2 separate regions of the Homo sapiens genome follow, and region 2 is linked to region 1. Evidence: chromatin loops called from intact Hi-C (ENCODE). Cell type or tissue: heart left ventricle. All regions are shown on one strand. Each heading gives the region's core, and the rest is flanking DNA. Links, peaks and the distances in the headings are about the cores only. Region 1 overlaps IGF1R (insulin like growth factor 1 receptor). Region 2 overlaps IGF1R (insulin like growth factor 1 receptor).

Region 1 (15,358 bases), core at 6,553-14,552:
CCAGGATGCCTAATACAACAGCTGAGGCCTGTCTTGATCTCTCTGCAGCCTAAGTCCCACGAGGAAACCTCACCAACCCCACCTGCAGCAGGTGCTCCCTACTGCCATGCCTGCCCAGCATTCCCACTGCCAGGAACCCCCCACCCCTGCCCCGCCCCGCCCCGCTTCCTAGTGCTCTTTTTGTGACAATCCATACTTAGGGTGCCTACACAACTTCATCTCTTCTGTGAAGAAGATGATGCAACCCCAAACTGTCAGAATTGCCTCCTCTTCTCCACAAGACTTTATCCTTCCAGGACCAGGACGACGACGACGCTGTCATCGTCGTCATCGTCATCATCGTCATCATCATCATCCCCGCATCTTCCACACCCCCAAGAGCCTTACCATCACCCACAGGCAACGATACAGGAGGTAGCAGACCTAGCTCTCCACAAACGCTTGTCGAGGTGAACTGCAAAGCCTATCTCCTGAGCAACTCTTGTCTGAGGTCAACATCACCTGCCACTGAGGACCACTGAGTGCTAGAGTCAGTCGTCCTTCACAGCTTAATGTGACAACTGCAAGGTGTGGACACTGAACCATCTCTACACAATACCAGTTGCCACAGGAGCCATTTCAACATCTATTCAGGTACCGCAGACTTCTCGAGACAGACCTTGCCTTACAGATGGAGCAACCGAAGGCCAGAGAAGCTCTGAGGTTTAACCAAGGCCACACAGCCAGTCAGAAGCACCGAGAAATATGCAACACCTCTGTGTTTTTCAAAGCCGGTATTTTACTATGTGGTGTTGGCTCTTCATGACTTCATATAAAATCAAGTCTTCCATTTCATGGACAGATTTAATCTTCAAACAGTAGATACATGTCTCTGTGTAAAGCCCTTTCTAATTAGGAACCTTGACGTTGTTTCCCCAGGGGGAAGACCGGCGGCTGTGAGTCCCCCTGCAATGCCCGTGCTGGCTGGAGGCAGCATTCAGTAACTATACTTCCCCACACCAGGAGGGGATGGTAGCAATGGCCCACTCACCAGCAAATTAAAACCTACAGAGAAATCCACATTCCCCACAGATGGTAATTAGTCATGAAAGAAGCAAATAACCTTGGCTATTTGTGACTATTTGGAAAGCTTCTTAATAAAAAATAAAGATTATGTGTTGGGTGATCCAGATGCTCGGGAAGAAGCACAGCTCTAGGCTGTGGGGTGCAGCTCCCCAGTCCTTCGTCTGGTTTCCTCCATGCCTAGAGGGCACCCTTGTCATTTCAGAGGGACATGGTGCTACAGGGAGCTGCAGGGAGAGCAGCCACAGTGCCCAAGGGCCTGGGAATGAAGTCCTGGAAGACAGCAGGAAACTTGGAGGTGTTCTGGCTAGAACAGACACACCTCTTCGATGACTCCTAGACCTATCTTATCAAGAACAGAGCAAGGTATGCAATTGTGCTACAGAGAGAAGGTCCAATGGGTGTCACACAGAGGCTGACGTAGCAGAACACGAAAGATTTGCTAAGAGCAAGGATGTCTAAAGCATGAGGCTGGCCTGCCTTTGTGAGGCAGTGAACATGGAGTCCCTGGAAGGAAACCTCTTAGCAGAAGCTCAACCAGCAGCTGTCAAAGATCTGCAGGTGCACTGGGGACTGGGCCTGACTGCAGGGATACATCCCAAATCCTAAAATTCTGGGGTCTCTTCTACAAAGCCCAATACAATTCTTAGTGTTTCTTTCTAGATTTTTAACTATTTAGGAATCATTGCTTCGTGCTGCTGAATACAATCTGAAATCATTTCCATTCTTTTGAGAGGGACAGCTTTAGTTTAGAGCCTGGACCGCTGAGAAACCTGCTCCAACGCCCTAGCCTTCCTGACCTGTGCTATCCTCAAAGCCTGTGTTAAAAAGCAAACAAAACCTGAAGCGCTGTCAATGCCTGAGCATTTCATGGAATGAATACCAAACGCCTATTCATGTTTATACATATCTTTTTGTATTGGTTCACAGTAGTTATGTAGCCAAATGGACAGAATTGGCAATGAACACACTCTAGGTCCCTTTGTTGTTGCTTGTGCAGTAACTGCTCGTCAGAATTTGGGTAAAATTTGCCCGAGAGATATGAACAACACTTTATCCTTCTATTCTGCTTCTGTTCTCCCCGGCTGTATAGTTTTCTATTTTATTATACTACAAGCTGACCTCCAAGCTCCTGGAGGCACGAAGCCTAGAATAAACAGATGCATGCACATACCCAGGCTTGCTCTCTCCTCACCATCCCAATCTCTAAACACCATGCAGAGCACTTTGATTTGACAGTGAAGAGATAACCATCTTGGACAAGCTGATTGCAAAACAGATCTCATACTTGAGCTTAAGAAGCAATCATGCTTTGCCGGGTCATATTCAAATGCTATTTCCAATTTGCACCTGTCTTCAAAATAAGATCCAAGGCCCCTGAACTGTGAAAGGTTTACGAGGTTAAAAAAAAAATGATGTCAGTCACTATTGAAATAGTTCCTCTATGCGGTCATCCAGACTGTTGGAGTAAACAACTACCATTTCTGTAACACAACAGCAACGGGATCCCCCCAGAGGAAAGCCAAGACACTAGCTGATATTCTAGAAGGTGCCTGTGCCAGGGCCTCAGCCTGCCAATAACCTCAGTTGTATTTCAGAACCTGACTGCCTCTCTGCAATGTTGCCAAGGAACTGCAATAAACAATACTACTGAGAGGCCTCTGATCCCTCGGTCGATGGGCTTCCACTGGTAGACACTGTTTATGATTAAGGGAGACGTTTTGCTTCCCATAACCATCCCTGGGTCCACAACGGTGGATGCCCACTGAAAGACAGACAGCAGATGGGACCAGCAGGAAAACACAATCAGGACTCATAAGCTTTGGGTCTAAATAAAGCACTGTCTGCAATCTGAGGGTTAGATTAGGTGAGGCAGACACACAGACAGTATCTGTTTATTGAGAAAGAGGAAAAGAGAAAGAAGGCAGGCAGGGGAGAAACAAAAAGAGGTGACGGCTTCTGGCACATCCCACCTCCTGGAAACATAATCGGTATCTGCTGAAGGCGGAAAGAATGTTGGTCCCATAAATTCTTTAAAATCCCACGAATGCCCTTCTGCCCTTAGCTAGCCCACTGACAACAGGAACACCTCAATGATGAAGAAGTGTGGCTCACACAACACTGAGCTAAAGCTGGCAACGGGTAACAATGAACAGAGAAAGATAAAGCCCTAGAGACTGAGCTGGTGGAAAGTGCAGAGGCTGGGGGCTCCAGGCTGGCAATGCAGTAAAGGTTCTCATACCAGACGTCCGAGTAAGTGGTGAAGACTCCATCCTTGAGGGACTCAGGAGACATCCAGCGCACGGGCAGCAGCCCTTTCCCTCCTTTCCGGTAATAGTCTGTCTCATAGATATCTCGCGTCATACCAAAATCTGTAAGGGAAGAGAGGGCGCAGAGTCACACGCTGGAGCAGGCACCACTGCTGTCACAGCAGAGGACCCTACACTCATTATGTGTGGAGAGACGCAAGGCAAGACACAGACACGTCCCACTTTAAGGTGGCCAAATATTAGGGTTTGCAATTTTATAAGGTGGAGACAGTAAGGGATGATTAATCACATGATGAGCAAATACCAAGCAATCTCCACTTTTAATATATTTACAATTTGATTCCCTTAGGAAGTTAATGCCCTTATTGCATTTAAATGAGAGGCAGGCTGAGCGCAGTGACTCAACGCCTGTAATCCCAGCACTTTGGGAGGCCACGACAGGAAGATCGCCTGTGCCCAGGAATTCAAGATCAGCCTGGGCAACACAGCAAGACCCTGTCTGTATAAAAAATTTTAAAAATTAGTCAGTTGTGAGTGGTGGTGTGCGCCTGTGTTCCTAGGTACTTGGGAGGCTAAGGTGGAAGAATCACTTGAGCCCTGGAGGTTGAGGCTGCAGTGAGCCATGATCACAACACTGCACTCCAGCTTGGGTGACAGAGTGAGAACCTGTCTTGAAAATAAAAATAAGAAAAAAGGAAGCGGTGTAAAAATTAGAGTCCCACAATTTAAGAAAATATATAGTACTGCAGAGACCACTGGTCATTTACACATGGTTTTAAAACCTGACCAAATAAACAGGAGAGTACAGATGCTTACTTAACTTGGTAGCACTGCCCCACCACTGGAGAAAAGTAAATAATTTCACTGCTTAATAAGGGGGAAAATATTCAGGGTAACAATTCATGATGACAAAAGTACCCAGTAAGATGCCGAAAAGATGCTATTTACGAGGCCCCTGAAGCTATTACTCAATACTGTTTTTCAACATAATCCTCCCACTCATTTTTGAAAATTTCTTCCATTTTCCATGTCTCCAGAAGATGCCACATAATTATGTTTGATGGCAGGCTCGCTTTATAATCCTAAATTATTGCTGCTTTGTCAGATTTTGATTTTGCACTCAATCATACAACCTTTTCTTAAGTGGACTCTTCCGTTCTCCTTCCCAGGAGAAAGGGCTGCTCCACTTTAAAATGCTCATGTATGTCTCTAACTCATGCCCCAAAGAGGTAAGGCTACAAAAGCAAACACAAAGAGAACAAAGTTCCTTGGACTTGAACCAACATAATTTACTTGTGCTATGCTAAGAGCCCTCAAACTGCCTCTGGTAAAATTACTTGTCATATTTGTCATCCATGAGACGCTGGGCATTGGGAAAACATCTTGAGCCCTTGAGAAGAATAAAAATGAAGTGTGAAAGTGTTATCTGTGAATTAATACAGTGACATGCAAATAGGGGATTTGCCTTTACTTGCACAAGGTGGAAAAGAAGGAATCCTATTAAAAAACACAAACGACCTTCCTCAGCACAAATGAAAAACTTGAAATTCCAGAAAGAAAAACCATGATTACAAAAAAAATCACTATAAATATGCCACATGGTTGAACAGCAAACATGATCCCTGCTGATTTGGATTTAAAATGGCAATTGGCACAAAAAACACCTCTCCCAGGGTGACGCGCAGTGGGGAGAAACTGAGTTCCCCCCATGTGCCCGGAGGGTGGGAATAAGACACAGACAGGAACTGCCATCTGGAGAGGCCCTGCCCTGTGCCAGGCACGTGCTGCTGCTTTCCTGCACCAAGTCCTTCTCATAACCCCATGGGGTCTGTTACATTATCACCCTATTTCCGAGGTGAGGAAACTGAGGCTCCCGGATGTAAGGCACCTGGCCCAAGTCTCTCACCCATTAGCGGCAGAACTGGCCCACCTCAGGCCCACCTGGCTCCCCCCTGCACTGGGAAAGGGGAGCTGGCTGGCATTTCCACGGGGACAATGTGAGTTCTACAGAGAGGGAAGGAGAAATGAGCTGGGTGCACCAAGGAAGCCCAGCCAGGGACGCGGGCGGCTCTTTCCTGAGAGCCCTGAGGCAGGACGGCCTCTTGGGACTTCTTTGCCTCTCTGAGGGCTGCCCAGCTTCACAGAGCACCAAACGTGAGGACGTCTCAACGTGCCAAACCTAGGGACACACTGGTGGATCCTGAATGAGGAACTCTGATGACGGAGGGATGTGGGCTCTGGGATATGGTTCCATTTCAATACCTCTAGCTCCTACAGAGTAAAAAGAAAGACACTCACCCCTACTTTAGAAACCATTCTCAGCTGGGTGTGGTGGCTCACGCCTGTAATCTCAGCACTTTGGGAGGCCGAGGTGCGTGGATCACCTGAGGTCAGGAGTTCAAGACCATCCTGGCTAACATGATGAAAACCTGTTTCTACTAAAAATATAAAAAATCAGCTGGGTGTGGTGGCACGCGCCTGTAATCCCAACTAGTCAGGAGGCTGAGGCAGGAGAATCACTTGAACCTGGGAGGTGGAGGTTGTGGTGAGCCAAGATTGTGCCACTGCACTCCAGCTTGGAAAACAAGAGCAAAACTCTGTCTCAAAAAAAGAAACCGTTCTCTAAAAGATTCTCATTGTTCACCAAAGGGGCTAAAACATTTCATTAAAACATCACTACTAAAGGAAAAAAATATGTTACTAAAGGAAGGTGAACACTTCCAGAAAAGGCAGTTCAAGAACTAGACACAGAGGTCCATTTGAAATAGCTTCTTTTGGGTGTTAAATCTCCCCTGCAGTTTCTCAGGATAAATATTTGGTATTTTTCTAAACTATCATTGTATCATAGTGGGAAGATGAGAATCCTGGTAAAAGCAGGTGGTTTCCTGAGCAGCCCTGATGTTATGTGTGTTTTTATTAGGCAGATTAAAAGACCGAAGTAAAAACACAAACCTAAAGGCTGAAGTGGGTTTTAACCATTGCTCAGAAATTCAATCCAACCCTTTTTTCTGGTGTGACAGTGGGTGGTGGCAACAAGGGAGTCTAACCAGTAGGCTGGTGAGCTAAGAGCAGGACAGTAAGTGTTGTGAGAGAGTGGTCGAGAGCTTGGAGGCTGGCCAGCCCCAGCCGTGAAACCCAGTGAGCAGTGATCGTCCCTCACCTAAGGGACTGCCATGCCAGCTCCTGCCACTGCTCCTGCTCCGTGCAGAGGCTTCGTCATTAGGGCAGCTTGCCTCTTAGAAACCAATGTGGGTCCCTGGAAGGGGAGCAATGCTCCTTAAAAGCTAGGAAAATTGGAGGGATGAATGCAAGGTTGGACAGTGAGTTTTATTCCCAAGTCAAAATCTCCTGAAGACATTGTCTTAATTATTTCTGTAACCAATGCTAAGAGGTGTTCTACCAAGAAATGCCTCAAACGTCTGGAGAGCCAGCCTCAGGGACCGTGCCCAGTATCTGAACCACCATGTCCATGAGCTATCAGCATTGGGACCGACCGTGCCAGGTTTGTGACCATCAACTGGAGACAATCACATCATTCCCAAGAAGGAGTCCGTGCACTCAAGGGACACACTAGAAAACCTCTCCAGGGGCAGACTAATGCCAACAAAGTCCTCAAAACACCTGAGTTTAGTTCTTGCCCAGACCTGGAAAGCTAAGGACACACCTCCGATTTTGACTGTGAAATCTTCGGCTACCATGCAATTCCGGGCAGCAAGGTCTCTGTGGACGAACTTATTGGCGTTGAGGTATGCCATGCCGTCTGCAATCTCTCCGGCCATCTGAATCATCTTGCTCAGGCTTGGAGGTGCTAGGACTGGATTATTCTGTTGGAGATTTAAAAAAATTCACATGAGAATTTTGGATTTTTTTTTTCCATGCCAATTTCTTTCGAGGTTTGCATATCATCTTTGTTCAATCTGGGCACCGTGGGTTGTTTATGCTAAGAAACCAGGACTTGCTCGGAAGGAACAAACCATCATGGAGAGCATGGCACCTGCTTGCTCCCCGCAAGCTTATTTGCACTTGCTCCCTGACCACATCAGAGCTGGTGAGGGAAACACCAATTTGCACTCTTTAGGACCAACATTTTCTATTTTGGGTAGGGCAACATTTTTTTAAAGTGAAACAAGCCATTTTTGGTAGTAAGGATTCTCAGTTACTCAAATTCCTATTTGTTTATATGTTCCTTTTATTTCCATCACCGAAGTACAGGTAAGAGGAAGGAGAGCACGTTACAAAGGCTGTGTGGAAGTAAGCAAATGTGTTTCCAAATGGACATGGTATATTTTATTTCCCATAAGAGCATCGTTATAAATTATTTAATCCTTTTCTTTCCCTTCAACCTTCTTCTAAAATACAAAAATACCAGGATTACTGTTTTCACCTTACAATGTGGCATTATTATTTTCTGTCGGCATTACGGAAGACAAGTCCTTGGCAACTGAAGTCCAGCTGAAACTAGTCTTGGAGGAAACCAGGAATAAGTAACAGGGATAAGCATTCCTCTTTGCAGAGGACAGCAACGTGCTGGCTTTGGAATTAAAAAGAATTACCCTTAAATAATACATCCATTTAGAAAAAAGTTTTATATAAAACACATGCCCAAGTCTCTCCATCCTAAAACAATCACTAGTCCCTAATTTTAATGTTACCTTTTACTTTTGCATATACAAGTGCAACAGACTCTACACCTTGGTTTTCTTGACCACAAAGCATCTCACACAGCACTGCAAAGCCATAGGGCTCTGACAGGTCCCACACTTGCAGGCCGGCCACCAGCTGAGCATGCCCAGGCTTTTCCACATGGGGTATCACAGTGGTTTCACTGACGAGAAGATGACCTGGGGCCACGCACAGAAAGTGCCCAGTGGTGCGTGGCACATAGTCAATGCCCAGTGGATGCTGGCTGCTGCCCTGTGAGGTGCTAGTTTCTACTGAAAGCTAGTATTTGGAATCATTATAACAACTCCTCGGTACTTCTGGGTTGGTTCTCTACACTTGGTGACACAAACCTTTGAATTCTGAACAGGCTGTCAAAGCTGTCTCTTGGTGACTTAAAACACTTATCACGTGGTTATCTGGGGAAGCAACATTAAGTCACTGGGGGTAAGTCCAAATCACTACTTTTCAGGGCTTTAGATACGTGTGATGCATGAGGAAATATGCACATGAAATGTAAAGTTTATGCTCACAATTCTTAAATATTACAGTATGACCTATATGTGTTATGAAGTGGTCATTTATAATTGCCGTGAGCAACAGAATCAACAAAAGCACTCAACTTTAAGCATGGAGAAAGACAGAGGGCTGAAATTTTGTCAGTTCATGGTGTTACACTGCCATTCTTTCCTTTAATTTGGTTAGAGCTATTTAAGACAAGTATACATATACACCTACTCGTAGTGAGATACGTAAGTGAAACTTGGTCGGGGGAGCAGGTTGAATATAATGAAACTGCAGGGTAAGTGCACACATTTTAATACTTGACATGAGCTAGAAAGAAAAAGTTTAAATCTGACCAATCTAAAGGTGAATTTTAGTTCTGAAAGGGACTTCAGTAATCTTGTCCCACCCTCTTATTTTATATTGAGGACACTGAGGCCCAGGAACCTGCAGCGGCTGTCTGAGGACCACAGGCAGCCAGCCGCAGAGCCAGGACCAAGGCCATGTGTTCTGAATTTTTATTCTGTGCCTGAAACTGGGGAGGAAGGGAGTGAGTTTTGGACTTTTCAGAGGTGCCTCAATCGATGCTGGCAAGAAATACTCTGCCAGATCTCCAGTCACCTATTTCATCAAGCTTTTCTCCTTCATGCTGTTTTGTGTATTAAAGTGAACCAAGGGCCAGGCGCAGCGGCTCACACCTGTAATCCCAGCACTTTGGGAGGCTGAGGTGGGTGGATCACCTGAGGTCAGGAGTTCAAGACCAGCCTGGCCAACATGGTGAAACCCCGTCTCTACTAAAAATACAAAAATTAGGTGGGCGTGGTGGTACACACCTGTAATCCCAGCTACTTGGGAGACTGAGGCAGGAGAATCGCTTGAACCCAGGTGGTGGAGGTTGCAGTGAGCTGAGATCATGCCACTGCACCCCAGCCTGGGCAACAGAGCAAAACTCCATCTCGAAAGAAAGAGAGTGACAGAGACACAGAGAGGGCCAGAGAAAGTGAGTGAGTGAACCAGGAAGAGGCACTAACACCCAGGGGTGCTGGGGACCAATGCTTGGCAGAACAGAGGGTGGGAGTTTTGTAAACCATCCTGCTTGAAGCCCCAGTCCACACTTGGCCCCAAACACCATGTGCTGCAAATACATGAAGTCATATGTGAACAGGTGTTTGGAACTAAAATTAAGAAACTGTCACTTGGGAGATGATTAAGTTGCCGATTCAAAGAACATTAAAAAAAAAAAAAAATTAAGCCCAAATGAAGAACAGCAAAAGAATTTCCAAAGGGGCCGAGAAGGGGAAGTCACTGCTTCTAAGGAATAAAAGCAGACACACTGCTTACCCAGTAAGCAGCAAAGTAAGGGTCAAAGACTTCAGACCCACGGAGGCAACCAAATGAAAACTCAGTTCTTGCTGGCTTTATGTCTCAGCATTTATCTCCCAGTTTATTTGTAGAATTAATTACTCAAAAGTCATGCCCGCATATGTTAAAAAGCTGGCCTGTGGGTTAATACTACAGAGGGGGGAGACACCACGGTGACTTTTAATGAAAAATTGCATAGGACTTTAGCAGGTTTAGAATTGGAAGCTCATAACCCAAAGTGAAATTTTTAGGAAACTAAGCAGAAATCCTGCAGCTGAGGTGGGATCATTCATTCAAAAGCGTAAGCAGGACACTGACTCTGGATCAATCCTGAAACGTGGACGTAGAGTCTGAGGAAACCAGATTCCCAGTGGCAAAGACAAGGACCGCCAACAATGCCGGGGAAGGGGACTGTGTGTGGGGAGGGGGTTTATGAATGAGTGCACATCTTGCGCACGGAGCTGGGTGGGAAATCACCCAGCAACTTCCCAGATGCAAGGGCAAGAATCCAGGCAGCTTAACCTTGAACTGTAACATACATTTATTGACAGAGTGCCTGCCACAAATGCGGCCCTGAGCCACACACTTGGACTGAGATGAAAAGCTAAACACAACGGGGTGGAGGGGGGACACACTCCAACAACAGCACAACACAACATAACGAGAGAGAACACATACGAGGATGTGAGTCAAGCGCATCGAGAAGTTAGCAGAGAAGATAGCTACTGGAGTGGGGCAGGAAAGCTTCGGGGAGGGAGTGGCGCTGGCCTGGCTTGGCAGGTGGACACTGATGTGGGGAGGGGACTGGGGGTGGAGGGAATGCAGGAACAAAGGCACAGAGGGGCTTAGCAGAGGGGATCCAAGGAACAGGAAGTTCCCCTCACGAAGATCAGAGTCTGACTCTAGTTGGGGAAATCCTTTGCATAAATGACCTACAACTGAGCATGCAGTAAGAAACACTGGATGCTGGAAAGTAAACTGATTTAAAGACACAGCATTTCCTTGCAGGGAGATTATAAAGGAAAAGAGAGCAGGCCAGGCAACATGCAATACCGGTGGAAATGAAAACTGACCTCCATTTCTGGCCTCAGAGACCGGAGATAACTTTTGAGATCGCCCCGTGTCATCAGTTCCATGATGACCAGTGTTGGCTGGCCTTGGGACACCACACCCAGCAATCGCACCTGGGAGGAATCAAAAAGAGAAAGACTCAGAGGGTCAGGTGGCCCTTGCTGATGCCTGTGTTGTCTGGAACTGTCTCTGTGGTGCTGCGGCCTGGTCTGAGCACAGGGGTCTGAAGGTAGCAGTGAGGTAATGGGGTAACTATCCAGAAGGCAAAGGCAAGACACCAAACCCACGGGTACATGCAGCCAAGAACATACTGGGAGGCTTGTGTGATACCCTCTCCCTGTGCTGCATTTTGGCTTTTCAGGAACTTTCTCTTACCACATGGTGACAATTGAACTCCTTCATCACAGAAGCTTCGTTGAGAAACTCAATCCTCTCACGCATGCTTGCGGCCTCGTTCACTGTTTTAATGGCCACTCTGGTTTCAGGTTCATCTTTCACCACACCCTTGGCAACTCCTTCATAGACCATCCCAAACGACCCCTGCCCAAGTTCCCGGCTCATGGTGATCTTCTCCCGAGCCACCTCCCACTCATCAGGAACGTACACTGGAGAAGAAACCGTAATTAAAGCAGGTACAGAAACAAGCCCTTAGACAGAACGTGCTTTGGGGGAACTCTAAGCCAAAGAATATAAGATGCTGCTTCCTTAAACCCACAGAGAATACCAGGAGGCGATGGCATGGCTTGATGTCAACTTTCCACATGCTATAGATTTGAGTAAGAAAACTGTACAGTCAGTACTAGTATTTCAGATCTCTGAGGATTTCAAGATAATTTGAGGATACTAACAGATAGAAGGACCAGAACAAAGCAAGGAAGTCTAGTATAGGAAAGAAAGCAGTTGGTTTTTAAAAATTTCTTTTCATCACATAAAAACACATTTTTGAAAAAAACAAATTAACCACAGGGGATTGAGAAACTGAATGAAATGGTCAAGCAGGATTTTACCCATCTTCACCAACAGATTAAAACGCAAATGTAAAAAGGAGGAGAGTAGTAGGGAGAGGGAAGAGTTCTTATGCTGGGTCGGGAAAAAGGCCAGAGTCACATATGAGAGGTGATGATGGTGCACGTAAGGTCCTACTTCTTGGATGAATCCAAAAGAGGTGTCAGGGCCCTCAACACAGATGCTATGCCTGGGCTATCTAACATGGCAGCTGGTCCCTACATGGGACTCCTGAGCATTCCATGTGGCCAGTCCAATTTGAGACATGCACATGGGATTTCAAAGATTAGACAAAAAAAAAAAAAAAAGTGAAATATTTAGGTAACTTTAATACTGACTCCATGTTAAAATGGATATTTTGGATATACTGGGTTACACGAAACGTATTATTGGAACTAAAAAACTATTAAAATGCATTTGATCTGTTTCTTTTTACTTTTAAAAAATACGGCTACTAGAAAATTTGCGGTTACAAAGCTGAACTGCATTATTGGTAGGATTACTCTAGTCCAAGTGTCCCCCAGCCTTGGCTTTGATGGCTGGATCCCTGATGAGGTGCAGAAGCAACTGAGCTCTGAGACTGAGGGAGAGACCCGGTGGTGCCCAGCGTGGACAGGCAATTAGGCAGCGGACGGGCAGAGGCGTTTCCAGGGCTCTGGCCTGGGCTCTGTGAACTCAGGGACCTTGACCAATGGGTAGAGATTTGGGAGGAATGCACAGTAGATACCAAGCCTGAATAGGATTTCTTCTCCAGTTTCTGTTTCTGTTTAGATTCGATCTGGTTTAAGAAAATAAATGGGCCGTGTGCGGTGGCTCATGCCTGTAATCGTAGGCCAAGTTGGGAGGATCGCTTGAGCCCAGGAATTTGAGACCAGCCTGGGCAACATGGCAAAACACTGTCTCTATTAAAAAATTAGCCAGGTGTGATGGCACACACCTGGAATCCCAGCTACTCAGGGGGCTGAGGCAGGAGAATCGCCTGAGCCCAGGAGGTTGAGGCTACTGGGAGCTGAGACTGCACCACTGCACTCCAGCCTGGGCAACAGAGTGAGAACCTGTCTCAAAAAAATGAATGAATGAATAAATAAATATTTCTATGCAGGAAGGAAGGCAAAACAAAGAGAAAGAAAGGAAAAAGGTTGGAAAGAAAGAAAACAAAACCAAACACAGGCTCAATTCTACACCTCCAAATGGGTAGGGTAAAAACGAAAATAAAATCAACCTGTTCCATAAGATCCATATGAAATGTCAGTAATTCCTCTGACGCTGTGTGCTAATGTCCTTGCCTGACGGGACCTGCCACCAGGCTCTACCACACACTGACTGTGGGAAGGAGGTGGTCCTGGCTCAGAAAGGAGGTGGAGAAGGTGCCTGTTTTTGCTTTCATGCTTTCAGATGCTGACCCTGGGCCTGTGGCTGGATGTGAGAGGCTGACAACTGTATCCTAACATCTCCATATCCCAACTATCAACCTTTAAGTGATGTCTCAAAGGAGAGATGTTTATTATAAATTAGGCCCAGGAGGGGCACCATCATTTTAGACCTCTGAGGGGTGTCCAATATGAACTTCATTAATAATCTTGTTTTCTTTCCTACACATTTTTGTATTTCATAGTACGTATGTTTCAAGGGTTTCACGAATGGAACTCTGCCCTCCAGCTGGCATAGGTGGCTTGCACCCCTGAAGAAGAGGCGGGTGCTTGTCAGAGGAGAGTAAGTATGCAAGACAACCCAGGAGATAAGGCTCTTCACAATGCGCCTCAGAAAGTGTAAAGAGTTCACTGTCTCCAGCCATTTATCTCTGAGAATCCAGGCTTGCTTTTAATCAGAATTAACTGTTTAGCCTGCCATAAAACATGGAGTTGAAACCAATCACATTCATTCCCTGGGAGGTCCCTGAAGTCAATACGCTCAATCCTTTTCTCTCGATTCAACCCAACGGCTCCGACTTTAAGCAGGCGTCCCCAGTGCCACCAGCCAGGAGCGGTTTCTGTGCACAATGTTATCAGCACTTTCCTGTAGGGGATTTTCAATGTACTCTGGAGAATGGTGACATGCAGATTATAGCTTTGGGAAAAAGAAGTTTTTAAAGCACTTTTGAACTGCAATGTCATTTTGTTGCCCCTCGAGGAAACTGGCTATAAGTGCTTCTCAAAGGCCGAATAAATTAAGTTCAAATAAGGTGACACTGTTCCCACCTGTCGACCTGGGTGGCAATAAGTTTGTTTTTGTTGTAATGAAGTACCAAGACGTATCATGAAAGCATTCTAGAAGGACACAAAATGTGAATTCAAGTCACCATGAGAGCCCTGAGAATCTGAATTTGTTGTATTGATGCTTTCTCTTCCTGGACACTTCACAGTCAAAAGCTACACACACCAACCTCTAGTGCCGCATTTCAAAGCAGAATAGCTTCTCTCGTAGAGTCACAGTCCACCCTCACAGAGGGAGAAAGTGGTCTTGCCTTGTTCTATCAATTCCATCATCTGGGATGACTCCCTTCCTTACTGATTTTCTTTTTAGAAGCTATTATTCATACAAACAATGCATATCTATCTTCTTGCTGGATTTTAAGAGCCAGTCTCGCTCTATAGGCTGTAGTGCAGTGGTGGGATTCTAGCTCACTGCAGCTCTTGGGCTCAGGTAATCCTTTCACCTCAGTCTCCCGAGTAGCTGGGACTACAGGTGCCTTCGACCACATCTGGCTTTTTTTTTTTTTTTTTTTTTAAAGGGAAAGATCCTCTCCACAAGTAACAACTCTTGTAAGTGTGGTGTGCATCCGTCCAGAATGTTCTCTCTGCCTTATATACACACACTACAGAAGTATGTATATATATATTACTATTAAAAAACCAACTTTGTGAGACCTTTATGTAGATAGAAATAAAGTCATTATTCTGCACCTGATTCCCATTCAGAGGAGGCTGCTTTTGATTGACTTTACTATAAACTGAATTAGAAATTATTAAAGAAACCATAGTAAAACCCTACATAGTATAACGGTGTTTTCACATTATTAAAGTATTTTCTTATGTTTTCTTATTTGATCACAATAATTAGAATAATCATGTCTCTTTATTTCACATCTCCTGCATCTACTTTCACTTCTCCCGAGGCAAGAAGACAGCAAACACTTTTTCTAAATGTACTCACTCAACATCATGCACTTATTTATTATTCATTTGATGAATCCGGTCCAGCCCCTCCTGAGGGCTGTTTCCTTGCCTGCCCGGGGGACCTCACAGCCCTTTCCACAGTGATTCCATTCTCCTCCTGACTTCTCAACTGTCTAACCATGTGAGCCTGCACAAGTTTTTTCCCAGAGTTCATTTCCTCACCTGCAGATGGGCATTAAGAAAACGCACATTGCAGGGGTTTAAGAAACAAATGGGATGGTGTTTGTAAAAGCCCCTAGCAAAGTGCCA
Region 2 (15,358 bases), core at 3,493-11,492, 66 kb after region 1:
AGAGTAGCAAATTTTTTGGGGAAAAAAAAAAAAAAAAAAAAAAAAGGCTGCTAGTGCCATTTTTCTTTCTTTCCCAATGCCAGAAGCAGAAACAGGTATCTCATTTCAATTCTGTGGCTGTTGGTGAGGCTGGATTATCTTTTTCACACATCTCTTGGCCATCTGCATTACCTGTGGCGTTAACTTCTCTTCGTGTCCTGGGTCCATTTTCTTCCTTGGATCTTAAGTTTGTATTATATATTTAAATTTGAGCTCTTAAAGAAGTACATGCTTTTTAAACACAGCATTGTGCCTTTAACACTTTTGTTTTAGATGGCTTTGTGATAAAATGCCTTTATGTGTAAGTCAGTCTCTCTCTCTCCCTCTGGGTCCCTCTCCCTGTCATAATTAAAGCTGCCAAGAAGCATGGACAGCAACAGCTACAGATCAGTAACCTTGAAACTTGTTTATTTCTTATCTTTCCAGCTTCTCTGGTCACCTCTCCTTTGATCTGGTTACTTTCTGATGGCACACTTTTGGACTTGTAAACATTTATTATAGAGTATACATTATGCTTAAATGCTACACTACTCTTTTCCATCATCAAATCTGATTGCTGGCCCTATCTCCTGAAGTTAAAGTACCTTTTACATTGTGCAGAAATCACAAAAGATCAACTAGACTTTCAAAGTAAACTCTTATCCAGGATGGAGAGCAGAACAGAGTATCCCAGATAATCATACATTCTCGTTAACAGAATTACCACATAAGCCTCATGAGAACCAGTTTTTTGGGGGAACTGTACCAAAGAACACTCCCACCTTCAAAAATACATGGAACTTATATTTAATCTATCTGATGATTCAAAAGTGCCTCGGAAAAAAACATACAAATGTAAAACTATCATCTTTGGAATGTTCTCGCAAAGATTACTACTAAAAACAAAAACAAAACACTTGCCATTCCCACAGAATTCTGTTGGCTCATATTTTATTTTGCTAGTTTTTATTTTTGTGGGTGGTAGAGCTGGTGGTAGTGGGGCTGTGCACTTGATACAAGTATACCAGCCTTGCCAGAATGCATTAGAAGTGCTAAAACCCCATCTTGGCAGTACAAATCCAATCATATTGGCAACTCTCATTTCCTCAATTTCAACTAGGGAAAAAATCTGACCCCACACTTTATAAAACGTGGATGAAGGATTTCAAAGTTCAAGACTCTCTCTCTCTTTTTTTTTTTTTAACTCTTAATAGTTTTCTTTTTTTGTAGATGATAGGTAAAATTGGGTTCAAATGAAGAACACAGGCATCCCATGAGTAAAATCCTAGTTGAAGAGTGAATTTCACCTGTAAATGCCCAATGGAGATGGCCTTCCAGCAACCTTCTGCTTTTTCCAATTAATTAGGAAACATCTGGGAGTAAATTCTTATTTGATCCCCAAACCATTAAATATCTACTATTATTTCCTGGTTTTAGGTATTCGGTTCATTCCAGACTATCATGCAAATTGTAAAGTGAATTATTTTGCTGCTGGCCCACCCAACATCACTTACAGTTTTAGGAAAGCTGGAACATGAAGCCAATTATGACAAAGCCTACTGTTACTAAAAAGTAGCGTGGAAAATTCAAGGGCTTTCCCTTCAGACGTGATGCGTATGAGGCCTGTCATCCATCCTATGCCCCGGCAAACTATCTGACCACTCTGGGCCAAACTGAAGGAGGTCACGCTTAGAGAGTCCTAGCACCGTGCTCCCAGATCCAGTGGGCTTCTCCTCTCTTCCTGCTGGGGAAGCCTTCACCCCAACCCCACAGCCTCATCTTTTAATTGCCTCCCAAACATTAGCTGATTTTCAGGGATCAAAGGAATTTGCTTTGAAAGATGAAGGAACTTAACACTTAGAATAACTATAAAATCAAAACAAGCAGGGCAGCTCTACAGTGGAAAGCACACGTGATCTTTCATTCCATCCTTGGTCTGAACACTAAAGCCATTCTCAAAAAAAAAAAAAGTTCATACACATAACTGCCCATGCATCCACATGCTTTGCAGACACGAGAATGTGTGAAGTTTACTTGCTCAATGAAGGGATCAGTAGACAGCAACTTGTACAACACATGACTGTACTTCCCAAATTAACTTCTTAACCCTTTCCCTGAACACCGTAAAAACCCAAACTGGCCAAGTCACCTAAAAAAAAAAAAAAAAGAAAAGAAAAGAAAAGAAAGAAAGAAACTAAAAGGAATCTCAAGCATAAATCTCTTCTTCAAAAATCTTATCCAACATTCTGGACTTGAATAATCTGAAAACAAAGATCTGAAAATGTTTCATTTTTTTTTTTGGCCTTCTTCAAAGAAATAAGCTTTGTAGGAACTTTGAGATTCATGTCAAAACAACTGCTGTCTCCCGAAATCCCGGAGCATCCTCGTCCCGGAGCCGAGGACCTGGGCAGGCCAGAGGGCAGAAGCTGCAGGCTGCAAACTGGTGTGCAACATCCCTGAGGATGTGTTTGTGTTTTACTCACAGAGAACAAGTACTGGCAAGTGACAAAAAAAGAACATGTTTTGCAAACAATCAGTGTGACCTGAAACCCAGGGTAAAGGCTGAAGTCAGCATTTGTTCACTGCAGCACGAGCCAGGCTCTGCAATGCTTGTTAAATGGAGTGCTCTGGAGAAGAGAACGGCTTCTCAGTTTCCCCCAATCACCCAGAGGACCTGGGAAGGGAGGGGAAAAGGAGGGCCGACTCCCCACCCCCAAGCTAGGCTGTATCAGTTTGTTCTGCTTCACTGCAGAGCTGGAGCCAGGGAGCATCTTTGAAATTAGATGAATGCCCAATGGAAGGGGTCTTCGAATTCTGGAGCTGAAAGCAACTCAAGATCACGACATCCAGTCAAATGTCTTCACTTGGCAGATAAAGTGAAGACCAGAGAACCAAAGCTATGAAAGCCACACCACTCACAAGAGTTGGGTTAAACACCCAGGTCCCCAGCCTCTGAGCCCACGGCTCTTGTCACATCACGATGTCCCCAGCTCCCCTACTTCACCGAAAAGATCTCTCAATCTTTAAAGCATATGACCCCTTTTGACAAACAACCCGCAAATTTTCTTTAATACTGTTGGAAATGTTGAAATGGACTGCCCTCCTCCAATTTCCAATTCTGAAACTGCCTATTGAAAACGTTTTTCTCCCAACTGCACTTGCTTCCCACCCTGCCAAACAGACTTCTGCTAGTCTAAGTAAAGCCTCTGAAGTGCTTTTCCCCAACTGCACTCTCCTTACTCCTATCTAAATAAACAGCACCCGAACTTCTCCTTAAGTCCACTTTTTTCTTCTGCTTCACAGATGGGAAGACTTGCTCTTCCTAAATTACCATTCTCACCCCATGCAAGAGCTCTGCCGGGCCACCAAAGATACATTTTGGACCTGTTACTTCCATCCTCCTGCCCGCCCTGTCCACATCACATGCCCATAACTCCTCCCTCCCTCAACCCCCATCCTTTGAAATTTCTAAACCCCCGGCAGAGGAAGCGCCGCAGGGCTCTTAATAAGCTCAGTCATGCTCGAAATATCTGTTTCACCCACGAGGTGTGGTAGGCAGCAGTTCTGACCGGAGCATACATTTAGGGAAAAGATTATCTACTTCCAAGACTCAGTATTTGGAATTCCTAAAAATGCCACTTATTCATTTTCATTAACATACCTGTGAACTTGCAACAATTTTGAGGGTTGAAAGGATACCATCTGTAATAGCCAGCATCCACCTACACACATGGTAACTGCAGCAGGTTAAGAAATCGCCCTTTCTGTTGGTGTGACCACAGAAAGATATTGCATATTGCAACTCTCTTTGCCCTGGAACTTGCAAAACTTACAGGAAATCTTCCACCACCTACATAGAAAATCCACTGCCAGAAAAATGAAGTGTAAACACTTTATATTAAATTAGCCAGAGGCTTAAAGAAATCACATCCCAATCCGATATTTTCAAATTCTGGCTCACTTTCAAGTTTTATGGTGCACACAGGAGCAGAGGCACAGCGGACACATGACTGCCCTCTGCAGAATGTTTTGTTTTTTCGATGAAGAGAAATAATCTACAAATTAGTATACAACTCAAGCTACCTAGAGAAAGCAGCCAGCGATCTTGCTTCCTTTATGTGGGGTTTCTTGTCCATATCTTTACACTGGACTAGGATGGCCATCAAAAATACAAATCTATTTACCTAAAGAGAAATCTTGAAGCTGATCCTAAACTTATTGGAGATTTTTTTGAAAAAAAGTATCAGTGAAAATACAGAAAGAATAGGAAAAAGTGGAAAATGTTGATGTGCCTCAGGTTATTACGTATAACATGCATCAATAAGTCTTGTGAGATATCCCATGTAAAAAAATTTACCAGCTGCTAACATTGTCATTTACCCCAACCCCTCCCACTGGAGCAGCTTTACCTTCAGGGTGCACATCCCCTGAAGTGGCCCCTTGACATCCTTGGCTTGCCTTCAGGGAGGAGGACATGATGACGCGAGGTAGCATTCCTCTGTACACAGTGTCAAAAATATATTAAAAAGCAAACAAAACTACCAGTCCAGAAGCTATGCTGGCAAAATTTAAAGCAAAAAATTTAGAAACAGCCTACGCCCATTTATATGCCAGCCTGGCTGCATTTTTAAGGGCACAAGTCATGTCTGTCTGTCTGTTTTGTTTTTTTTTTTAATTGGTTTTAGGGAAAGTCAATGTTTAAAATTTTAAGATGCTTAAGTTCATCCTCTGCTTAGGAGGCAGAGCATGGGGATGGCAGGCTGTGCCCATGCAAGAACAGGGACTCTCGGGTTAGAATGAAGTAAGTTTCTATCCCAGCTTTGTCATTTATTGGCTGCTGTGTATCAGAGGGACTTGTTTTCCTCAGTATACACATAAGACAAATTTCACCTGTGCTACTGGTATAAGATGAAATGTGGCAAACCACGGAACTATACTGAGTATGTCTCCTGGCGGATCTTAGGTACTCTTTAAACATTAGCTACTATTATTATTTGATCCCTAGACTGAACTTCTAGTCCTGACTCTGCTAATTCTGCCTGCTCAGCTGAAGTGTACATGGGGTAGGAGAGATGTCCAGTCTCGCATTATGACCCGCTGGTCTCTCATCCTTGGAGGTGTCCAGTGGATTATAACGTGCTGGGAAGTGGGTAAATGGGGAGACCCCAAGCCATGTCTCTGATCAGTTCATATACTAGTAATCCACAGATTTAATTTCCAGGGGAGGGCTATGTGGCAAAGAAAGAAAAAAAATCATAAGACAAGATTCTAAAATATTTCAAATTTCACCTCTGCTCAAATGAAAATATTACAAATTCTAGTTTTTCAGCACTGTTCTTCAATCCATTCGCTCGAAAATAATCTTCATTTAGTGCAGGTTGGACATGGGTTTACCCAAGACATCATTTGAAGGCCCAGTATAGTTCAGATGCTATTGTGAAGGGTCTTCAGGATGCAGGTACCCACTGGGGTGGTGGAGGTAGGGTGGGGGCTGAGGCTGCCAAGAAAGCTTTCAACTTCCACTAGGAAGGAGTTCCTTTTAGACAGGGAAAAAAGTTTCCCATGCTTCCAATGACTTTACTTGGCTCTTCAACAAACAAACAAACTCCCAATACAATGTGCTCCTAAATAACTTTATTCAACTTTTACACAGTGATATGGTTTGGCTCTGTGTCCCCACCCAAATCTCATCTTGTAGCTCCTATAATTCCCACATGTTGTGGGAGGGACCCGCCGGGAGCTAACTGAATCATGGGGTGGGTTTTTCCCTTGCTGTTATTAGTTAATATGTCTCACAAGATCTGATGGTTTTTAAAATGGAAGTTTCCCTGCACAAGCTCTTCTTCTCTTGGCTGCTGCCATGTGAGATGTACCTTTCACTTTCCGCCATGATTTTGAGGCCTCTCCAGTCACATGAAACTGTGAGTCCAATAAACTTCTTTCTTTTGTAAATTGCCCAGTCTTGAGTATGTCTTTATCAGCAGTGTGAAAATGGACTAATACACCCAGATTAGATGAAAACTCTCTGGACGTAGCAAAGGGATCCAGAAGCTCCTTCCTCTGTGGTAAGGAAAAGACTTCCTACAACCAATAAAGAAACAGGTGAAGAAGCAAGTCCCTTGTTATTAATTACTGGGCTGAGATGGAGGTGAGTGAGAGGTAAATACCATTATGATACCAAATTTTAGGACAGGCATCCTGAAATGCTCTAACAAATGGACGATGCTAAACAATTCTATTCAACAAGGTTCTGCACCTAGTTCCTACTCTCTGGTTCAATCAGAGGTTACTCAAAGTTACGGGTTCACCGGAACAACTTGGATGCTTGCTTGAGAGCTGGGTCTAAATATCTGCCATTATGACTTCCCAGGTCAAAGGAATCTCTTCCTGGATCAGTGGGCTGGATATCTGAGTTGCAAGCAAGAACATACGCAGGCTGTTTTCTGATTGAAAAGAGCACTGGCTTTGTGCATGCGCGCCCTGGGCCAGCTCCTGGGCATGGAGGTGGAAAGGACAGCCAACTGGCTGGTGCAGCCGTCAGACTGCCCAGTTCTCATGCCTCCCGCACCTCCACTATCTAAGACCAACTGCTCTGCTTCACAAAAAGTCATCCTGGTGCCAGTGCCATGGGAACATTCCTTCACTCTTGCTCCATCACTCAAGGCCATTGCAACGGAAGGGAGTATGTCAGGAGTACATTGCCCACCTGCTTTTCTCAGATTTCCCCTCTCTGACCCTGTATCAAGGAAGTTGCATTCACTCATCCATTTGGCAAAGATTTCTGTAATTTCCTGGTATGGGCACTCTTGAGCTTCTGGGATGCGGCTGTGTCTGCCTGTACTCCAGGTTCAGAACACAGAAGCGCTGACAGTACTAAATCATGATGGGGATACACAAACACACACACACATGCACATCTTTTCTCTCCTAGCCCCTGCTCCAACCACACTGGCTGTTTTCTTTTCCTTGGAAGGAAGCAGACCATTTCCTGACTCTGGGCCTTCACACACGCTGTTCCACCTGCCTGGCTTATGCCTCCTTGCACTCTGGACCTGCCTAGAGATGCCTTAATGACCTGCCTGCTGGATGTCATCATTCCCAAGAGGTCTCTCCTGACCGCCCTCTCTGAGTAGGTGCCATTCCTGCAGCCCCATCATTTTATGATAACATCCTTCCCATCTCCTTCAAAGCACTGATCGTGTTTACAATCAAAGACTTATTTTTGTTTTTGGCCAGGGCCTAGGTGGAAGAGAGAATGAGGAGTTACTGTTTAATAGGTACAACTTCAGTTGTGCGAGATGAAAAGAGTTCTGAATATAAATGATGGTCACGGCTGCAAAACAATGTGAATGTTCTTACTGTCACTGAACTGTACACATAAAAACGGTTGGATGGTAAATTTTATGTTATGTGCATTTTACCACAGTTTTTAAAAGACTTACTTTTAGGTTTACTGCCTCTCTCTCTTCCACTAGTGTACACTGTACTAGGGCAGGAATCCTGTTTTTTCACTGTGTTCCCAGGGCCATGCTCAGTATATACTTGTAATGCACACATTGTAAGCTCCTTGCGGGACACCATTCCTTATTTTTATTTGCCTCACAGCTCCTCCCAGAGAGCCTTACACACAGATAGAGACAGGTGTTAATTTAGCCCTGGACGACTACATAGGCAAACTTTCCAAAAGCAAAGCCCTTGAATTGTATATAAAATGGGGGGAGGCAGGTGTGCACATACAGACTTTAAGATGTCTCTTCTTCTGCCTTGGCTTACAAGAATCTCAAGGGAGTGCGGTGGTTCATGCCTGTAATCCCAGCACTTTGGGAGGGTGAGGCGCGTGGATCACCTGAGGATGGGAGTTCGAGACCACCCTGACCAACATGGAGAAACCCCATCTCTACTAAAAACACAAAATTAGCCGAGTGTGGTGGCACATGCCTGTAATCCCAGCTACTCGGGAGGCTGAGGCAGGAGAATCGCTTGAACCCGAGAGGTGGAGGTTGCGGTGAGCCGGAGATCGTGCCATTGCACTCCAGCCTGGGCAACAAGGGCGAAACGCCGTCTAAAAAAAAAAAAAAAAAAGAATCTCAAGGGAGCCAGGTTCCAGGAAGAATAATCTTCCTTCTCATGTGGTGTGGTCGTTGCCAATTTGACCATACAGGTCCTGTGTAATACCCATGCGGTATGTGGTGTTTTTTTTTGTTGTTGTTGTTGTTTGTTTTTTTTAATTGAAAGCTGTCTCGAAATCTCTTTGGAATTAGACAACATATAAATGGAAAGCAAGTAAGTCCAATAATAGAAGGGAGTTTCCTGGCGGATAAGTACTTTCCTATGTTTCAACAGTCAACTGTTATTAAATAAATAGACGATGACAAGAATAATATGAAAAAATATTTCCTTGCCCCTTCCTCGAAAAAGAGAAAAAAAGGATAAAAATCTGAGAAACCACTTTTAGGAGATGAGCAGTAAAATGAACCAGAGGCCTCTGGCTGCATTTCTTTGCAGGTTTCCCCAGGAATAACCCAAAGAAATAATCTAACCTATGCACAAGCCCAGCTCTCTCACAGGTAACACTTGCTTCTGGGCAGACCAAAAACTTTTTAATGAAGATAATCCTCTCTCAAGGGTGTGAGATGAGTCAGAGCTGCAGGTACTAGCAGGGAAGGGAAGAATGAATGTTTAGTAGTAGTAGGAAGGTACCTAACATTTACGGGGCACTCACTGCTACCCGTGCTAAGCGCTTGGCATACGCTGTCAGATTTCATCTGTGCAACAAGCCAAAGAGGGAGGGCCTGCCGTTCCCATCTTCAGAACCAGAGCCTGAGGCACAAAGAGAGAGTGTGTGTGACTTCCCAGAGTCACACAGCTTGAAGAAGGCAGAGCTGGAATTCCAACCTGGGCGACCTGACTTCAGGGTCAGTGCTTCTAACCAACAGGCTACAGGGCACCTGTATGCGCCACAGAGTTTTCTAGCGTAATTCTCGTAACTCGTAGGAGAAATCAGCATTATTTCCCCAGACTGAGGGTCTAAGAGGCTGTATCTTGCCAAGGAGACAGAACTCACATACTGATTGCCAGGAGCTTGCATAAGGCTCATTTCCATGCCTTAAAGATCTGTCAGGGCCATTCTAAAGGACCCCCCCCCCAAAAAAAAAAACCCAACAGATTTGGCTTTTTTTTTTTTTTTTTGGAGACAAGGTCTTACTCTGTTGTCCAGGCTGGAGTGCAGTGGTGCCATCATGGCTCACTGAAGCCTTGACCTCCATCTCAGCCTCCCAAGTATCTGGGACTACAGGTGTGCACCACCACGCTCTGATTTTTTTTTGGAGACAGAGTTTCACTCATTCTTTTGCCCCAGCTGGAGTGCAGTGGTGAAATCTCAACTCACTGCAACCCCCAACTCCCGGGTTCAAACACTTCTCTGAGTAGCTGGGATTACAGGCATGCACCACCACAACCATCTAATTTTTGTATTTTTAGCAGAGACGGGGTTTCGTCACGTTGGCCAGGCTAGTCTCGAACTCCCGACCTCAAGCGATCTGCCCGCCCTGGCCTCCCAAAGTGCTGACATTGGAGACACGAGCCACTGCGCCTGGCCTGGATTTGGCTATTTTAAAAAGTGGAAACTTTACTGCTATGCTTAACCTAACTTCAAAATATTTCTCAATTATTCCTACTTTAAAAATACTACAATTCACACAGTTGATAAAGCACAGAATTAGCACCACATCAAACATAGTGTTTAATCACAATGGCTTTAAAAATATATAAAGTCAAAAAGCTTTTAAGTTCTTATTAAATATTTGTTCATTTAACACTTGGTCTACCCGTTTGTAAGGCATGTCAGGCAATTGTGAGGGCTAAGAGACATACACAAGGCACACAGTCAGATGCAGGTGATGAGATGTACACACAGATAATAATTAGAGGTAAGGATTCACGTCATAAAAGATACCTAACGGGAGGACAAGAACACTTCCAGCCAAGAGGCCCACACGATGGCAAGGCATATGCAAGGCAGGAGTGTGCAAGCAGTGACTTTAGACCTAGGCAAAGGAGCCGTGGGGACTCAAGACTGGCAAGTGGTAGGGGTGGGGCTTCTCGAATTTATGTATTTCAACAGAAAATTATAAATCACTACTCATATTAATATATAACTTAAAATTCTTAAAAATTAGCTCAGTGCTTTTTGCCTTTAAGAAATATTTTAATTAAACAAACCCAATTTGTTTTAAAACTTCACAGAACGAGGTTCAGAAAGTGGCTTTTGTTGCTGCGCAAAGTTGATGCCTACGGATCATCTATTCCTAAAGTTGTTTAGAATGGGTTATTTCTCTCTCTCTCTCTCTCTCTCTCTCTCTCCCCCTTTCTCTCCTGGCACAAGGAAGTTTTACACCATCTACAATCCCTCCGTTAGATTAAAAAAAAATAAACCTCCATTGTGAGAGGCGCCATTGGTGTCTGCCTCCTTGTCTTCCAGTCACAAATGGAGAGGCGGGCTGAAGAACAGCTTCACTGCTCAGGATGTCATGAATTTAAAAAAGTGTAGCAATGGTGCTTGGCCAGACAGAGTGGAAAACAAAGCCTCAGTCATTTGTTTAAACAAATTCACAAAAACAAAAACACTTCCTCCACGTACCCGTACCCAGTGAATTCTAAAAAGGATCACACATTTAGTATGACTTTTAAAACTTTCACTTTCACACATTAAAAACAACATGATGGGAGCAAACAAGCGGACATCACCCCTCACTCGTGCTTATCTATTTCTGGTTTCATTAAGCTGCCGAAACGACCGCCAGCGCTTCCTCTCATCCCAACAGGAAAATTTCATGGCTCCTGAAGGTCTGAGTCAGACTGGAAAGCTCATGAATATTCTGAGTTTCTGGAGCTGATGCAAGGACGTCACTATAATTGATGACCAGGCAGAGCTATCTACTACACGTTTGAACCACTCCTCTGAAATAATTTATCAGAAGTTAGATTTTCGTTTCTAAAGCTATTAATAACAAGAGTCTGTTTCTGATTTTTAAGATGAAGTTCAATCTTTCAAGCCATTCTGCTTTTCAATAAATTCCCTCTATTTGCAGAGGCCCGCATTAATATACTCCTTGCTTTACTGCATTTTAATAAAGGTGATGAGAAAATAAACCGAAGAGAACCTGAAGCTTCCCACATGCAATGGGAAGAAAGCAGCGTGCTGCAGATTTAAATCAGGATCTGCATTTACTGGGTACACGGAAGTGAAGAGAGTACGTGCATCTGTGTGGTGGCGGCGGGGGACAGAGACAGAGGCGTCTTCCTGTGGACGGCAGGAGCGTCCTGGGCTGTTCCGCTGAGATTTGGGCTCTGAGTCATGGGGTGCTCGCGTGGAACAGTAAGACCGAGTTCAACTGAGAACGCCCGCACGTATCCTATGTTAATTTTTCTTTTGCAAACACATTTGCATCTTTTACTTTCATTTTAAACTGCGCCCCGTGCATATGTGCACTACCAACCCATCCGGGTGACGGGCAAGTTGTATCTACTCTGGGAGCCTCCTCCTGCCTGCGAGGCAAGTGGCGACCCCAGAGCGGGAGGTGGGAGCCCCCTTTTCTTACGGTTCTCGGACCGCAGATTTTCCATCAACACTCAATTAGGTTTAAAGATACACTAGGGTGTGTACTGAGATAGTTCAAAATGATTTCCTTCCAACATAAAATGGATCGTGAACCACGGGAATCCTGAGCCCTCCACTTCCCAGCGAGGCAGCATGACTGGTGCTGTGAGACGGATCCACCAGTGATCGAAACCGCGTTCTGCTAGGGAAATTGAGGTTTGGACCACGTGGTCAAGGACAAATGAAAAACCTTTTACGCATTTCCAAATATCAAAATTAAAGAATTAAAAGAGAAAAAAACCCCAAGGAGTTCATATCTTCCCAAACCACAAAGCCACGCCCGGGCCCCACTCCCTTTTCTATCCACTTTAGCACATGCCGAAGCCCAGCGTGGCCTGGGACCACGTGAGGGACGGTGGGCGTGGCCGGGGCGCAGTCACGTGGCCGCTATGCACGCCGAGCCCCACCTCCAGCCAGCCCCTCCTTGGCGGCTGCAGGAGCCCAGCCAGCGATCCAGGCGGCGTTTCCAAACCCAGATCCACGCCTGTACCTGCAATGACTTACAGGATATTTTAGGAATTAGTCCAACATATCCTTTGGGATATCCTTTGGGGTCTGTAAGTAATACTCAAATAGATTTTACCTATCTCGCTGTATTCTGCAGCCAACTTTAAAACATTCATCTGGAAACTGCAAACACAAAATAACCCTTAGTGCATGATATTGTGAATTCTGTGCCCGTCTCCCCTTCAAAAGCTATATAGTATATACTTAGTACACAAACTAACTCAGAATCATGTATCCTACTGTAAGGAGTCCTCTTTGGTCCAGCAAGCATGTGTGATCTGATACCTAGCCTACTGAGATGCCTACGATTCTTTTCTTCACATCTCCCAAATATAACAGCTACATTTCAGACTCCTAAAATTTAATTTGGAATGAGTTACAAATATCAGTGAGGAAAAACGAGGGCCACAGGAAGCTTAGTATAGCTTGCACGCTCTTGTGTGAGGGCCATAATAAAATTACAAACTGGGATGGATTGCATGATATTTAAAAAATTTAGCCATTCGGTTTCATCAAACAGAAGCATGAGATTTGATAAAATGTTACACTTGAGGAGTATAAATCTTTTTTATTTTAAAAATAATAGAAAAGACCACATAGAGTAAAATCAAAGAATACAACAGACAATTTTTTAAAACTTTCTTTTGGCTAAAGAGTTATTTTTAGGCTGAGCGCTGTGGCTCCCGCCTGTAATCACAGCCCTTTGGGAGGCCGACTGGAGAAGATAGCTTGAGGCCAGGAGTTCAAGAGGGACCTGGGCAACACAGACCCCATCTCTACGAAAAATTAAAAAATTAGCTGGGCATGGTGGCACACGCCTGTAGTGGCAGTTACTCAGGAGGCTGAGGTGGGAGCATTAACTTAAACCTGGGAGGTTGAGGCTCCTGCTCCAGTGAGCTATGAGAGCAACACTGCACTCCAGCCTGGGTGACAGGCCAAGATGTCTCAAACAACAAGTGATTTTAGTATTTCAGTGATGGAAAATTCTGAATAATGATTTCTTCATACCAATTAGATTTGGGACTGCTGAAATTTAATTAAATAGGGGGCCTCCTCCAACTTGTTTGCCATGTTGGTAATGTTTGCCTATTTATTTGAGACAGTGTCTTGCTCTGTTGTCCAGGCTGGAGAGCAGGGGCATGATCACACCTCACTGCAGCTTTGACCTCCTGAACTCAGGTGATCCTCCCACCTCAGCCTCCCAAGTAAGTGGGACCACAGGTGCATGCTACCATGACAGGCTAATTTTTTTTTTTGTAGTGATGTGGTTTCCCTATGTTGCCCAAGCTGGTCCCAAACTCCTGGCTCAAGCAATCCTCTTGCCTATGGCCTCCCAAAGTGCTGGGATAACAGGCATGAGGCACCACACCCAGCCACGTTTATTCTAAAAGAGGAAAGCAACACTTTGAACACTTCTTTTAATTACAGCTTTAAAAACTCAGAAATAAAATGTCACATGATAAATTAAATTCATGGTGTTGATGTAAACCTTCCCAACCCATCTCAAGCATCTGGGCTGTGCTTCAGAGTCAGTTCCCCAATAGCATTCTCTTGAGTATCAAAAACGAGAGATTTGCAGCCAGGACCAAAACTATGAGACTATTTTGGCAATTAACATCTCCTGTCATCTTCTTCACCTCCTTTGTAGGGAGAAAGGGCAAGAACATTTCAAATAACATTCATATGTGGGATTTCTTAAGCTTCTGCATATTTTTTCTTCTTCATGTGACTAGTAATTGTCCTCCCAAATAAAAGTGGACTTGCCACTGCTAGTTAAAAAGTTTATGTCCCTCACTGTTAAAAAATACATAAAATCCTGAGAGTAGAATCCAATTACTAAGTGTAGAAAACAGAAATAGAAAATCACCATTTGGCAAACATCACAGTAATGGATGTTAAAATTAGTGGGTGAAAGAATAATGAGGAACAGAATGCTTGTTTAGATAGTCTCAAGTATCTACCTCCAAAAGATTCTTCCTAATTACAAAGAGAAAAATAGTAATGATAATGGAGGAAGCCACAGAGACCACCTTAACTAAGGGATCAAAGCTAACAGCACCAGGAAAGGAAACATCACGCATCTCCTGACAGGATGCGCAAAGACACAAACAGCAGCACCTCTGTGATCTCCAAGTTAAAAATGTACCCCCCAAATTTAATCAGGAGGAAACATCCACAAACTCTAACAGAAAGATATTCTACAAAATAACTGGCCCCATGTTCTCCAAAAGTGCGAACTTCGTGAATGACTAAAGAAAACCCAGGAAAACGTCCCAGAATTAGAAAAACTGAACACAATAAATGCCAGGTAGGATCGTCTCTTGGATCTGGAACCAAAAAAAGGGACATCAGTGGGAAAATAGTGAAATCCGAATTCAGTCTGGAGATTAACAGCACTGGAGTATGGAGTGAACACTGTTTTGATAACCGTATTACGGTTATGTAAGATGTTAACATCTGTGGAAGCTGGGTGGAGGGTGTTCCAGAACTCCTGGTACTCTTTGTAACCTTTATGCAAGTCTGAAATTATTTCAAATTAAAAAGTTAATAAACGTTTTTAAAAGTTGATAAAGCAAAAGAAAACAACTTACAGCATGATCATCAACTAAGTTGAGAAAAAGACCTTTGAACTATAAGGATACATGCAAATCAATAAATGACTGACAAACTCAAAAATCCCACCTCCAATGATACACTTAACTTTGCATTCCTTGCACTTGAACCAGAGTTACTAAAAGCCGTGCACCTCAAGATAAAGTCACTGATAGCTTAATAAATAAGGTGAATCCCTAGTTTAGAGATATGACAAACCTCTACTTTTTACAGATGATTCCTAGAGAAATACTGTTGCTGGAGTTTATTCAGGCTGGTAGAGAACCGGGCATCCCAAGTTGAGGGCCCTTTCCATTCTGACATATTGCCTAGCATTTAATTTAGCTTAGATTTGTCTTCCAGCGAGGTGCAAGTGGGAAGTTAAGATGGTTGAAGGATGCAAAGAGGAACAGTCAACAAAATGCACGACAGAAAATTATGTGCGACTCTCCTGGATCCTTGTGACAACTCCTTGTCCTTTTTCTTCAAATGTAGTGAGAACTGTGTTTTTCTAACTTGCCCATATACCCTGCTCTATCATCTGCTACAGATAATATATGCTTCTGCTCTCTGCATGTTATA

Evidence for each region. A loop is a pair of places that touch in the nucleus more often than their neighbours do. Peaks named below come from ENCODE experiments on the same cell type or tissue, not always from the same donor. Only the 100,000 strongest peaks of a DNase experiment are listed, where the experiment ranks them.
Region 2: it touches region 1 in a loop (4-fold over the local background); 5 of 110 quality-filtered maps call a loop at or near these places.

Annotation. Positions count from the first base shown.
Region 1 is chr15:98,930,999-98,946,356 of GRCh38, reverse strand. It overlaps IGF1R (insulin like growth factor 1 receptor), which reads right to left. Exons shown (of 21, transcript NM_000875.5): 16 at 11,304-11,533; 17 at 10,931-11,041; 18 at 6,997-7,156; 19 at 3,305-3,434. Among named protein-coding and RNA genes, the nearest start is that of PGPEP1L, 69 kb to the left of the region's middle. RefSeq lists enhancers at 8,319-8,418, 8,829-8,878. In heart left ventricle, for the core only: no CTCF peak of the experiment used is centred there; no DNase peak of the experiment used is centred there.
Region 2 is chr15:98,862,177-98,877,534 of GRCh38, reverse strand. All of the region lies in intron 2 of IGF1R (insulin like growth factor 1 receptor), which reads right to left. Among named protein-coding and RNA genes, the nearest start is that of MIR4714, 85 kb to the right of the region's middle. In heart left ventricle, for the core only: no CTCF peak of the experiment used is centred there; DNase peaks (open chromatin) are centred at 6,526 and 11,314; H3K4me3 peaks cover 1,573 bases; H3K27ac peaks cover 4,300 bases.